Regions from separate parts of the Mus musculus genome. Here region 2 is linked to region 1. A link is a contact called in ENCODE Hi-C or POLR2A ChIA-PET data. All regions are on one chromosome and are shown on one strand. The core of a region is the stretch at or near the end of the contact, and the rest is flanking DNA. Distances in the headings are between cores, read along the strand shown.

The links. A loop is a pair of places that touch in the nucleus more often than their neighbours do. ChIA-PET counts read pairs that join two places held with the same protein, here RNA polymerase II (POLR2A).
Region 2: a map of heart shows a loop between it and region 1 (3-fold over the local background). The contact joins the enhancer-like site here to the promoter of Ephb3 in region 1. A Hi-C loop is called at or near these places in 13 of 37 maps with a recorded cell type or tissue (T-helper 2 cell, adrenal gland, gastrocnemius and 2 more). POLR2A ChIA-PET finds 5 or more read pairs at or near these places in 3 of 5 experiments (Patski and embryonic stem cell).

The regions. Positions count from the first base shown.
Region 1 is chr16:21,199,009-21,206,549 of GRCm38, reverse strand. It overlaps Ephb3 (Eph receptor B3), which reads right to left and starts at 1,755. Exons shown (of 16, transcript NM_010143.1): 1 at 1,287-1,755. The coding sequence starts at 1,380.
Region 2 is chr16:21,245,300-21,251,956 of GRCm38, reverse strand. It overlaps Gm16863 (predicted gene, 16863), which reads left to right. Exons shown (of 5, transcript NR_046162.1): 5 at 2,746-4,458. Among named protein-coding and RNA genes, the nearest start is that of Mir7680, 7.4 kb to the left of the region's middle. Within about 2 kb of position 5,278, at least 2 of the 3 ENCODE cell types and tissues checked have a DNase peak (open chromatin) inside an H3K27ac peak, as active enhancers do; they include gastrocnemius and heart, where a contact is called at or near this core.

The sequences.
Region 1 (7,541 bases), core at 506-3,005:
ATCAACAACAAAGCCCTATGCTGGTTTCTCACGCCTGAGATCCTATCACACACATGTGGGTGAGTGGGTGAGTGTGTGTAAGTGTGGGTGCAACCTCTGTGTGTCTGTCTAAATTTGCATGTGTCCACCCATGTGAATAAATCCCTCAGCACAGTGGCACCAAAATTCCAAAGGCCAGAAGCCTCTCTGAACTGTTTCAGAGATTTTGTTTTTTCTTCCTAACCTTTAAGTTTACACTGTGAATTTATGGAAAGGAAACCAACTGCATAGGGATCGTATTTTGTTCCTCAACTAAAAAAGTGCATCTAACCAATACACCAAAAATTAAGTACTGCCTGCATTGCAATTTTCCCTCAAATTCTTTGCTGCCCTCCCTCAACATTGAGTTTCACCCCTGACTGAATAGGTTTACAATTTTTGTAACACCAGGGGACTGTATGTGCCTCTAGACTGTGTTAGTGACCTGTGCCGGTGTTCCCTGTGGGTTCATGTCAAGTGGCGTAAGTGTGAGCTCTCTTGTCTGGGCCAGCCACACTCGGGCTGTTTGTTTGTCCAAGTTCAATTTCTTCCCAGTAGCAGTCTTAGTAGGTTTCACTGAGCCCACAGACAAGGCTGACCTTTTCCCGCCGCTGATGACTAGTAGCCACTCGGCTCAGGTGCTCCCCGGGTAAATCCCTGTTGGTGAGGGTTCAATGGAAACCTAAGCCCTCCAAAGGTCCTGCTGGAGGTGGGGGTGGGGTGGGTCCGAGAAGGTTTACAACAGACACACACACACCTCTTGTGTTGCTGGCACTTGAAAAACCATAAACAATGACAGGCCCCCCTGCCTCTCCACCCCCGCAGCCATCCCCTGACAAAGCGGGGTGCACACAATCACGCTTACTGTTAACTACAACGGGTTCCCAACCAGTGCAGCCCCCAACCCGAGGAGCTTCGCTTCACCCGCCCAAGCGCCCAGTCCCGCAGCCCCCCCGCCTTGATGCTGAGTCGCCCACATTTCCTCGCCTTCCAGAGGTGCGAACCCCCGAGGGTCTCGTTCCTCTGCTTTGACTGTAGGCTATCCCTTCCAAATGGAAAGAAGAAAAAAAAAAAAACCCGAAAAACAAAAAACAACCCACGGCCGAACTGCTGCTTTCGGGAGTCGGTGCTGAGTCCTGATGCTAGCAGTTTCCCCAAAGAGGGCTGCGGAGCCGGCTCGAGCCTAGAGTCTCCTTGGACGTGTGCTCAGCCCACGGCCCCACACTGCGGGGCTCCCCGGTAGCGCGCGGGACCCCGACGCCGCTCACCTTCCAGCGCCCAGCAGCCGGCGGGAAGCAGCAGCGGCAGCAGCAGCGGAGCGAGCAGCGGCAGAAGCCCCGGCGGCGGGCGGGCTCCGGCCATAGCCCGGGGCGCTCGGTTGGGGGGCCGAGCCGGGCCGCGCCGGCGGGGCTGGGGACGCCCGAGGAAGAAGGCTCGCGCACAGTCCAAGAGATCCCGTCAGGGAGGGGGAGCAAAGCAGACGGGCTGCTCTGTAACCGAGGTGTCGCCCAACCCGGGACTCCGGGTAGATGCCGGCAGGTCGTTCCCGCGGGAATCTGGACGGACCGGTCCAGGAGGATCCGGGGCGCTGGGTGGCTTGATGCCCAATGACTCGGGAAGCGGAGGGCGCAGGTGGTCGCAGGTTCTCGGGGCACAGTCCACTGAGGCCGAGCTCAGATCCCGGGATCCTTGTGCGCTCGCCGTCCGGGGTAGGAGCCGGTATCTGGCTGCGCCGCTCACGTACTCACTTCTGCTGGTCCTCGCGGTGGAGCGGCCGCTCTGGGCGAGAGGGGCAGGGCTACCTGCCTGCCCGTCAACACTCAGGCCACGCCCCCAGAGGCCGGCCGCCCACTCACAGACCGCCCAGCCAGCTGGTTCTGCTGCGAGAGCACTCTGCTGGAGTTCAGTTGGCCGCTCTTCCACCGAGCCCACCCTCGGCGTCCTGGGGCTTGCAGCAGGAGGAGCCATTGAAAAGATGAATTAGACTGGGCGGAGCCACACTGTCAGTCAATCGGGTAACCCCGCCCCTCTCTCCTATTGGCGATTAGTAACCAGCTCCAGTCCTAGACGGTGATAACCAGATAGAACGAGCTGGGGGCGCCCCCCTGTGGTTAGCAGACCCATGGGATTCTGTCAAGAGGCTTTTTTTCTTCCAAGCACATCCAGACCCAGGACAGGCCTTAGCGAGTAGGGAAAGGAATGTGGGGCGTGGGAATTACCCACCCCGGCAGAGCCCGCTTCAAGGGACGCTCAAGGGTTTATTTATTCGTCTATTCGATTGTGATAATTTATTAGAAAATATTTTTTGGGCACCCACAATGTTTCAAAGTGGCTAGAGCAGAGAAGCGTTTATTATCCCGGAGCCATGTGTTAACTGGTGGAGGTGGGTTTAAAACTCACAGCGGGGCTAACAAGCATTCCTGCCGGGAAAGAACCTACCTTTTCGAAGCACAATGTTAGGTCTAAGGAAACGGGATCTAAGTGACAGTATACAAGATGGATGAGTAATAGTGTATTGAGGATGGGAGGCAGTGCTCCGGGCAGAGAACATACACTTTTGTGTTAAGACCTAGAATCGAAGAAAAAAAATGTTCAGAATAAAGTTCAGAATCGCTTGAGTGCAGAGTTAGAGCGGAGAGAGGGTGAACCGGCTGAGGAGAAGTAGATGAGGAGGGGCCCGGAGGATACGATTTTGGACTCACAATGTAGCCTTTCTCTTGAAACAGGGGGACATTACATTATCAGATTGGCATGTCTGTCCTGGGAGGATGACAGGCAGAGACAGTGGTGGAATCCTGGGGGCTAGTGAAGGGGCCATGTAGTGGAAGGGAGGGTGGTGGCTTAGACCATGACTAGAAGGAAGAGCCAACAAGTTAAGTTTGAAGTGTATTTGTGCCTAGGTGAATGAGAGAGGTGCCGGGGTCGGAAACATCAAAGAGAGCCTCTAGGTTACTGTGATGGACTTCTGCCGGTTCACTTTTAGAACATTTACAAGGTGTAATAAACACCCTGAAACAATACCTCACACTTATTCAGGGTAGGTGTTATTATAGCCTCATTTTACAGACAAAACTGAAGAAAGAAAGTAAAAGAAAATACATAGACAAACTGGCGTGTACAAAGGCTTGGCAGCTTGCCCCAAGTTACAGGAGCTGAACCCAGGACAGTGTAGTTACAGACACTCTGCTTTATTAAAGAACTAAGGAGCACCTTAGCATGTGTTCAGAACCTCAAGCTGTCCCTTCCCACCTCACATGCTAGGATTCAGAGTATCTGCAATGTGGAGCTCAGGATTCTGTATTCTAACAAGTAGGTGGTTCTGATGTGTACTGAATTCTAAAGTCGTGACCACCATGCATCCTCTCATGGGCCTAAGGGGTGACCATCACTCCATGGTCCCTCAGAGCCTTCCGTACCTCCCCCCATGGTTTCTGGGCCAAAGAAGGAGAGTTGAGTTAGAGATGGGCTCAGAAACACGATAGACAGACTGACTTGTCCCTCTGATCAGGAAGCACCCTTAAGACTCCAGTTCAGACAAACCAAAGCAGGGTGGGGTAAGGTCATGGGTCCAGAGCCTAAGGGTATTGCTTTGAAAGAGCTTTGTCTCTCTGGGCAAGGCTGAGGTGGGTGTGGATGCATGAAGCTGGGGTGGGGGTTGCCTTATTCAGAGGCTCTGACCTATTGAGTTCTAAAAGCTTACAGAAAGCTCTAGTCCACCGGAGGTATCTTAGAAACCGTCATATCCAGTTCTCAGTTGTGGGACTGGAGATCCCAAGATGGAGAGCAGGGACTGCTTGCCCTATAGCCCTGGAGATCTGGTTGATGTTGACCATTGTGATTTTTAGCAGGTGGCCTGGGGGTAACACATCCCAATTAAAGCCTTGCTTATTGTAAGGCAGATCTGTGAGGCTGGCACTCCTGTTTACTCAACATCTGTGCCAGGCTTGGCCTCACCCTAGACAAACAGCCCACCAGGCGGCAGGCACCAAGCTCCTTTGTTCTTGGGTATGATAGCAAAAGCAGGTAATGGGGGCCTGTCCTCACCGGATGTTGGCACCATGGTTCCCACGGGAATGCTTCCTGACCTTAGATGTTGACAGACTGGAAAGCATCAAAGTTCTGATGGCAGCAGCAGCCAGTGGCAAAGGCTGATGAGCTGGCAACAAAGGGTTGGAGATGGGGGCAGATGGACATACTGGGACTGGAAATCAATATGCAGAAGGTCCCTCTTTCTCATGTTTCCAAGTTGAGATGCTGAGCAACCCAGCAACTGGGCTCTGGCCTAGGACTTTGAAGGGAAGAGGAAGAGCTCTGCTATGCTAAAACCATTTCTCTGACCACATCATTGTTTGCCGGGTTTGATTTTAGGAGAAAGCTTGATGCTCAGAAGCAACTTGGCAGGCCTGTGCATTCAGCAGCTGTGGGGTCTATAATAAGATGCTGAACTTTCTGAGCCCAAGAATCCATGTGAGGATAAGTGGGTGAAGGTCTTCTCTCCCTCTTGGGCTACTGTGATACTTTCACTAAGGAACCAAAAAAGCGGGGGCCCCCTCTGATAATGAATGCCCGGCTTCCAATTCTTTCTGCAGTGTCTGCAGACAATTAGAGGAATGTGTGCAACAGTTAATGACTCCAGGTTTCCTTTAAAGAGATAAGAAAGCTTCTGGCCCTGACTTGAGTTAGGGTGAAACAAAGAAAGAGAACTTGGGGCAGGAAGAAGTGGTGGGATTTGTTCAAGAAATGCTTCAGAGACGAGGAGCCCAGTGGGGAAACTGGTGTGAGAGCTGCTGTAGACGAGCCTGCAGTTGTACCAGATTGGTCCAACAATAGGGTAGACAGAGCCTTATTTAGTTAGGAGAAAAGGGAAGAACTTGGAGGTGAGGTTGATGCAGGAAGAGGATTGGAGATGGGGTGGGTGGGGACTGGTTTTTTGGGGGCAGGGAGTAGGGGTTTGTTTTGTATATACTGGCTGAATGTGGGAGGTCTGTCAGACACCCAATCCCACCTCCTCTACTGACCCCATTCCCTAGTCTTTGAACAGCCAACTCTGGTCTCCCTGGTAGTTAGTAGTCCTGCCTCAGGATTCTGACATTACTGTTCTCTCTGCCTGGTGCCCCTTCCTTCAGCTCTTCTCCAGAGCACTTCCATCTTAGCATTTGGATATCACCTTAAATGTCACCTGTCTGGCCCCTTGGGTTTTCTCCTCCTTTTCCACACCATGACTGTCTAGTCTATGACGTGATCTGTACTGGTTAAAACTACATTATTAATCATCAGTTTACACATATATTGTCTCCCCTGATAGAACAGAGCATAAGAACTTGTATTTGTCACTGATCTTCCAATGAAGACCAGTGTTCTTCATGAAGTACCTGCTCATTAACAACTTGCTAAATGATCAGTATATATGCAAGCACCAGGTAGTTTTAGCCATTTCTCTGGCCCAAACTGGAGGCAGACATTATTAATCAATCCCAGACTATTTTATCCATGTGATATTCCATACAGCTATTGCCAGTCTGCAGAAAACTGGCACATAAAGTTATAACCATCTACTATTCCTTCTTGCTTCTTGCACAGCTTTGCGTGAGTCTTTTGAAAGCTCAGTAGTCTCCATCCAATGTCTAATACAAGATGTAGGGATAACGTTTTCACCTCTCCTATTTACCTGGATCCCAGTCTAGACATTACTGTGTCTAAACAAGCATTATATCCAAGATGGGAGGCAGGCTGTAGTCTAATCATCCTCTTGAGTCACATCCACTTCCGGACTTTTCTGCTTTTCTGTTTTATCAACAACTCTCCTAAAGGAAAGGCCGAAGGGACTTTGATATGTAGTTCAAAAATCCCCTTATTTTTAGATAAGGAAAGAAAGTCAATGGAGCCACAAAGCCAACAGCACTTACCTGAGCTGCAGACCTGTCAATCAACTCCTCCTTCATATGGGACTAAGAAGAGAGGGCTGTTGCTCTAGTATACTCTAAGCGCTAGTAGGCAAACATTCTAGCTTCCTTGAAGGCTCAGAGCAGCTGGCCGTGGCTATTCCTAGTTTTTTTTCTCTCACTTCCTAATCATCCTTTCATAGGGTGAGAAAGGTGCAGCCCCTCCATCCACAGTAGCCTTTGGAAATCGTCTTGAGCTGTTATTCCAATGCCTGCTAAGGCCTCTTGGCAGCTTCTTGCCTTTCTCCCCTTCCCACCCAACCTGCCCGACCCTCACTGTTCTCTTGATGTTATTCTGCAGTGTTCCTTCTGAAGCTAGAGCTCCAGTTAGGCTTCCCTTGAGGAAAGGTAAAGGAGGAAATGGTGTGCTTGCGTATTGACAAAACCCTCTGTGCTCTTGGATAGAGGATCTTTAAACATCTTCCCGAGAGGGGACCGCTTTTGGGACCTTTGAGTCTGCCTGCACAGTTTGCAAGTGGTCTCTTTGTGTAGAGGAGTTCATTTTTCCCCCCTAGGAGCTATTTGAAGAAATATTGATGTTTGAAGGAACAGAAAGGCAGATCCTTGCTCAGAAGGACAGGGAGAACCCAGGGGGTCTCAAAGGTGCTAATTAAGGACCAATACCCACAGCCATTTGAGAAAGTTAAGAACTGGGAAAGACTCTTGGGCTTTTATGTTTAATTAGGAAGTAGGGAGAGCCAGGGCCTAGAGGGACTTTTTTAGAAAGACAGATTTTAGCATGATATTTAACGTTCAACCAGCTTATTGAACAGTTATCATGAGCCAGGTACAGAACTGCAACTATGAACCAGTAGACAAAGGAGTTTGTGTCAGGGGAGTGGGACGGGAGCGGAGGGAGAATGTGAGCGTTACGAGATAGGCATGGAACACCAGAGGAAAGAGGTTTAGACAGGGCGCCTGACCCAGTTGTCAAAGATAGCTCTGGTGAAGTCCAGGGAAGCCTCCTGGGGAAGGAGGCTGTAGAGAGAAACTTGACTGAGGCTGGGAAATCAGAGGGGGTGGTGATCAAGAAAGAGAGTAAGCAGTACAGCCCTCAAACCTAAAAGCACGCTGCAATCCCCTGGCAGGCTCTCAGAAAAAGAGCGCTCACCCCAGGGAATCTTCTCTGTGGCAGGGTCTGTGCACAGGTGCGGTTTTAAAGCTGCCCATTCTAATAATGGTGGGGGGGGGGGCAGGGAAAGGGGAACCATGGGGTTAGGGCTGGTGCTGGCCCCAGTAAAGTGCTTGCCACACAAGTATAAAGACCTGAGTTCATATCCCCAGCATCCGTGTAAAAGTCTGTGTGCCAAGGCAAGTACCCAGGATCCCATCACTGAGAGGTGGAGACCGGATCCCTAGGGGTTGCTGGTCAGCGAGTCGAGCCAATTGTGGAGCTCTAGGTCAGTGAGAGAATCTATCTCAAAAATTAAAGTGGAGGCAGCATTAACTTCTGGCCTCCCCAGGCATACACACATGAAAACACACACACACACACACACACACACACACACACACTAAAAGTCAACAGATAAGTACCAATCATAAAACACATGTTGTAAGGTAGGAGGTATGATTCAGATA
Region 2 (6,657 bases), core at 4,029-6,528, 42 kb before region 1:
TCGTGGTTGTGGTAATCATGGGAGCAGCCACTGAACCTGGTGACTTAGTCTGATTCCTGTTGCTTTAACAAAATACCACAAAGTGAATAATAAATATAAAGATTAGAGATTACTTAGAGACTGAGAAGCCCAAGAACAGAGTGCCTACAGCCAAGGAAAAAAAAAGGTTCCAGAGCCAATGGAAGGAAGACTGTTGGCGCAATGCCTGTGACTGGAACCTACTGTACCTGCCGGCTGAAAGACACTGATGCTCAACCCTGCCCCAAACCAGAAAGCTGTGCAAGCTGGGGTCGGGGAAGGACTTTTGTGAGGTCTCGCTTTTATTCTGCTTCTTAGCCTCCACTCTGCCTTCTATTATTGAAGCCCAAGGACTAGGAACTTGGATAGTGAACTAAAGCTCTCTCCCACCTTGGTTTCTGCAAAGTTATGTCTGTTTCATAGAATAGAAATACAAGTAAAAGGATACCCAGGCTTGGGGACCTGATGCCTCAGAGTCCAGCAGGCTAGAGAGACGTGACTTGCTAGAGTCCACAGGTAGCTCCATGGAATGTGTGTTGGAGACTGGAAGACAAGAGGCCATCTTGGGCTGGACTCAAGAAGACATTGTTTGTTTGTTTGTTTGTTTTTTGAGACAGGGTTTCACTGTGTAGCCCTGGCTGCCCTGGAAGTCGATCTGTAGACCAGGCTGGCCTCGAACTCGGAGAGATCAGTCTACCTCTGCCCCTCCAGAATGCTTGGATTAAAGGCGTGCGCAGTGACTGTCCCGTTTCTGAAAATATTGTTGACGCTGGGAACTTGGATCAAGGTGGTAAACTCTTGAGAAGATCTTTAACCATACAGACAACATGGCGGTCCCCTATTTCTGAAAGAGCGGGCCCAGATGAAGTGTGAGACTCCAAGTGTTAGGTGCACTGCTCTAAGCATACCTCCCATCTTGGCTTTCTAGCCAAGCTCATTCCTGCCCCTCTCTCATGTTTGCCTGTTGGGCCAGAATCCTTTCACTAAATGCCCAGCTCATGGTCAGACCTGCTACAAAGCCCAGAGAGTATTCCCAAGACACACAAGGTCCCAGAAGCCTTCACACTTCCTTCTGCCTCAGAACTGTTTCTGCCAGAGGCCACTCTGTTAAGCACTTTGCTTCCCAGGAAGGACTTCTTTAGTGGTTGCTCCCACCTCTCCCAGCAGCACAGGCCCAGAAGAAAGACACTAAGTGTGAAGGAGCGAGTGAATTTCACCCCTGAAAAACGTGAGGCCTGCACTGACCTGGGATCTGATCTCTAGGCCCCCAGCACATTGATCACCCTGACACCAAGGTCTAGAAAGGTCCCTCAGAACAGAGCTCACATCTACCTAACGTCTCCCAAGCCTTCATAATAAAAGACCTTTCAGAGACTCAGAGTGGAGCAATACCCAACCTTAGAGACTGAAATTCCAGTCTAAGAAAAAGTTTGACTGAAAACTGGGTAGTGGGGCATGCCTACAATCCCAGCACTAAGGGAAATGGAGGTAAGGTTAGGAGTTCAAGACCAGTCTGGACTATGCGGCACCCTGAAGAGGAGTGGGGTCGGGGAGAGAATAGTTAATAGTTAACTGCAAAGAGTTTTGTCTTTATAACTGCCAAAATATTTAATACTGTTGATATTTCAACCCAAATTCAAAACATATTCTGAGACCTTAGGAACATGGAAAGCGGTTTAGTAGAGAAACATGGTCTGAATTGACAAATCAATTCATAAGAAGAGTAAACGCACTGGAATTTGGATCCCCAGAACCCACGTGGCAGCCAGGTGGGCATAGTGGCCCTCCCGTAATCCCAGTGCAGATAGACAAAGGCTCAGCAAAGCAAGCTAGCTAGCCAGATTAGCCAACACTGGGAGCCTCAAGTTCAGCAAAAAACCCTAGCTCAATATAGACGGACTGCAAGTGAGGACACCTGATGTCCACCTTCAGACTTCACACACGTGATCACACACATTCCCACACACATTTGAGAGCCCACACATGCACACATACACACCACACACATATATACTCAGGAAAAAATCAAAACCGTAATGCCTGGGAGGAATTTGTGAGTCAATGTATGGAAAAGCACAAACCTGTCTTGGTGAAGGTAACCCTTTCCCATCTCCTTAGAAGGGTTTCACTTTGCTTTCCAAGTCCTGTAGCCCAGCTTCGTCTGTATCACTGCCCAGTAGCCCTTCAGTCCCTACCCTCTCTCAGGAGAATTTTTCCCAAAATCTACTTCCCACTTTGAGCAATACTGAACTGAAATGAGGGCAGCCACGAAGCATCCCATCTCTCTCTCTCTCTCTCTCTCTCTCTCTCTCTCTCTCTCTCTCTCTCTCCCTCTCCCTCTCCCTCTCCCTCTCCCTCTCCCTCTCCCTCTCCCTCTCCCTCTCCCTCTCCCTCTCCCTCTCTTTCTCCCTCTCTCTCTCTCCTTCTCCCTTACACTTCAACCCTAACTGGCCTTTACTGTTCCTTCCTGCACGGGTCCCGGCTCCCAGGCTCCTTCTTCGGAACCTGATGGACACCATCAGTTATCTATACCCCACCCCACCCCACCTTCGCCACGACTAAGTTCAGGTGGGTCCCAGCATAACGCATGCACACGCACAGGCTCACGCGCACGTGCTTCTCGACTCTGCTCCCACACCATTTCCCATGAGCTTTTATCTCCAAGCCACCTCCTTCTAACAAACTGCCATCAACCTATGGACCTCTTCACTCCAACTCTGTCAACAGTGAAGAAGGGAATATGATCCTGGCTCCCCTGGCTGGATCCTCTGTGTTCTCCAGGACTTCGCTCTTCCTACTTCCGGACCTCACCTATTCTCCAGAACACCGAAGGTCAGAAGGTCCATCTTTTTGCAGGCAGAGACTGCCCGAGCTCGTTAAGAAACCTGACCCACACTCTCTCCTTAGAGAAGGAAACCGAAGCTCCACGACGCCCCCAAGTAACTTCCCCAAGGCCACCCAGCAAACGAGCCGTAGAATTGCCTTTTATCGTGGAATCAAGAGCTTCCGGAAGTTTCCGGCTCTCCGGAACTTCTTCCTTCTGGTCAGGGTCCTTCTACTCGCAGCCCAGCCAGGTGCATATTAGCATAAAACATCCCTAGGTGGGACTCTTTCCGCCCTGGCGGCTCCCACGCCCGCGCCTGCTGCCGGGCTCTGGCCTCTGCCTGGGCACCGGCTCCTTGCCCGCTTAAGGTTCGAGCACCTGCCGGGAGGCGCGGGAAGCGCTCGCCCGGGTACGGTGCACCCTCCCTGGCTGGGCCCGCTGCCCGGTGCTCGCAGCGCTCCTGAATATGGGACGGCTTGATTGACCTTGGCAAGAGGCAGCCAAGCTCCCAGAGGCTTGCCCTCCCCATCCCCTCTCGGCGCTGGCGCCAGAGCTCTGGTTTCTTCCGCCACTACCTCTAGCGTGCGCCCAGACAGGATTTTGGGGAGGGGTCTTGGGAGGAGCCAAATCCGACCCCCCATTGCGTCCTGGCTGGCCCGAGATGAGCTAGTGTGAGCGTCTTCCTGCAAATTAAGTCGTCTCGGCACTCTCCATCCGGAGGGCACTGGGGCAGCAGTCGATGTCTCGGCGGACCCGCTGCTTCCTGAACCAATCCAAGCCAGCTCAGGGTCAAGAGGGGGGTGACAATTGGGCCCCTCACTAACTTGAATCTAGCTAGCTTCCAAAGGTTTCCAAGAAACCCTTCTCTTCTGCCCCATCAGCACAAACAGCCAGAGAACAGATCCAGTTCAGTGGTGCTATTTCTTCGGAGACGTCGGTGGTCCTTAGACAACGCCATCTCTCTGTTTTCCCACGTGTGAATCTGGGCAACAGTATTGTCTTGTTTGTTTGCCTGGCTGGCTTTCCTGAAGATCCACTAAGCACCCTCAAAGCACACCGCGGGGCCTTCGTATCCTCATCCAAAGGGCTTGGAGAACTCTGGGACAGTTCCCACCGCTTAACAAACGTTGCCTGTGTCTGTCGTTTTCTGTTAAAAGAACTTGAAGCCCTCGCCCTTTGATAGAAGGGGGATGAGAGAATGTAATATGCTTTAACGACTGAGATGAAGAATTTTGGAATATAATTGTATTCTGGGGAAGGGGTGGGGGAATCCTAAACTCCCAGATTTTCTCAGGAAACAAAACTCAAATGAAAGACCGGTTCCCAATGTCTGCTGTTTTACAAGCAATGTGGTTTGTTGTTGCTTAATTACAATCAGACCCATTTTATAGAGGGAACTGAGGCCTGTAAAGTAATGCTCCAAGATTACAGACTTCTAGAAACAATGGCGTTAGTGACAAAATCCACTCCTTGGCATCCTACGTTCTGTGCTTTCCTTCCGGCCTCTGAGCTGCCGTCGGGCATGCCTATTTTGCGCGCGTTGCCCTTTCTGTGTTTTCTCCTGTGCTTTATCGCTTTCTCCTTGGTACTGGTGATTAAAAAGTAAAAAAAGAACCAAAAAGTGTATGGCCTGCGTTACTGTGCTGAAGGAAACGGAATGGGGAGTGTTTAAACTGTCCCTGGGTTCAAAATAGGCAGGTTGTGGTGGGGGAGAAGGAGCCTGGGGGCCCAAGCAGGGAAAGTGAGATTCCAGCAGCTGGAGCCAATGAGTGTCTTCATAAGCCCTCAGATCCCCTCTGGCTGTAACCAGGAGAGCCTCAACACAAGCCCTTAAAACCCGGAACGGGGACAAATGTCACTCTCCTAAACATTGCACACTTGAGACCCTAGTCAGCTCCCAAAGTGTCCAGCTAGGGGCTTTGGGCAGGATGCTTGGCCCACAGGTGGCCCAGCACTAGGGTTGTGCCCTAGTGTGAGTAGATGTCTGGCAGACAGGGCACCTCCACGGAAGACAGACAGGCATTCAGAGGGTAAGGCTGGGAGACAAAGGTGGGGAGGAAGCGCTAAAATGGACATGGAACCCGGGGGGAGAGGCGGACAAGGGAACCATTCAGAGGGCCAGAGAGCAAAGGGAGGCCTCTAGGGAGAAAGGAGAGACAGATAGCAGGGAGAAAAGAGACAGGCAGGCAGGCAGAGGCAGGGGAGGAGGAGAGAGAAGCCAAGGGGAAGAGTGTGGAGGGGTAGCGAACTCAGGTCGAAACTCAGACCCGCGAACCGGGAAAAGAGAGCAGAGAAGCAGGGAGAGAGGGCCGCAGCAGAAAGGAAGGGTGCGGGGGAGGGGAGCGTAGCCGAGGGAGAGCGCAGGGAGGCGGGGGCCGTGAAGGATCGGGAGGGGAAGGGCGAGGGAGAGACGCCCAGGAGAGCTGAGGGGCCTGGCGGTGGGACTGCGTGCTAAGCCTTTCTCGGTTTTTGGGGGGGTGGGCGGCGGATCTCCGCCGAGATAACCCAGCCAAGCCCCCTGCTCCCCGTCCCAGCGAGGGGCCGCAGCTGTATAAATACCGGGGGTGGGGGAGCCGGGCTGCTGCCCAGGGGTCAGCGACACCGGAGAAGGCTTTGCTGTCATTAGCTAATTGAGCCCCAGATGTTAAGAAAAGGTTACATCCTCCTCCGGAGAGTTTTTCTTTTTAAACACTTTACACAGAGTCCCCGGCCAAAAATGTCCAGGAGGACGCTTCCCGCTCGGGCCTCCGCTCCCTCCCTGTGCAGCTTGTCGCGGGGGAATCCCAGTGGCCTGCCCGGAGGAGGGGCGGGGACCACCGGCGGCGGAGCCAGCCCGAGGGCCCGAGAGAAGGCGACGGGGAGCGGGGACCCAGGGAGCCCGGCTCGCGGACTCCTAATCCCACTGAAGGCTGCAGATCAAAGGCGCTGGTGCGCTCCCAGGGCGGGTGGGGGTGGGGCAGGAGGGCCAGCGGCCAAGCCGGGCTTCCAGGCTGAGGCTTCCAGGCCCAGGACTCAGACTGTCACTAGGGTGAGCTGGCCGGGCTGCCTCTAGCGCCTCTCAGAAAGTCGTCAAAGCGCCCCCACAGGGCTTTCACGGAACAGAAAAAGGGGGTGTGGTGCCTGTCTTGCAGAGAACAGAGCTATACATAAACCAGGCACTTGACAAGTATTCTTTCAATTAATCCTCACAGTAATCGAATGCTTTTAAAATCTTTATTATTCTTAGTTCATAAAAGAGGGAACAGAGTCCCAAAAGGTTAATAAAACTTTTGTCCTAGAACACTCACTTGCGTGGACAGAGCTGGAATTCAACTCAAGTACTCAGGGACACCTCCAGTTCTACAAACCCAGCCCCTTCCCTCTTCTTTCCCATCCCCTTGTTTTGTCCTTCCAATCCCCCTAGGCATCACAAGAAGCGAGCCACCCACCTGTGGCTCTGGCTCGTGGGGGAGGGAAGAGAGTGCGGTGCCAAGGGCGTGCCCATCGTGGCAACAGCTACAGGCTAAATGTGAAGGATGGGGCTGGGCAAACATGTGCCCGGGTTGAATCGCAGCTGAAAGAATGTTCATGCTCCCCCTCCCCAGAGGTGGGGCTCTCTTCTCAGAATAGAACCAAGCAAGTTGGAGCTGGAAGGGGCCTTCAAGAAGATGGGAGTCACCCTTCTTGTATGACAGATGTGGAAGCTGAGACCCAGGCAGTAAGTCCCACCCCACCCCATGCTGGGGGTGAGAGCAGACCCAGAGCGGTGGGACCAACACCCAAGGGAGGGTTTCCATCCCACTGTAGATATAAGGGAATGGAAACTGAGGTAGAGA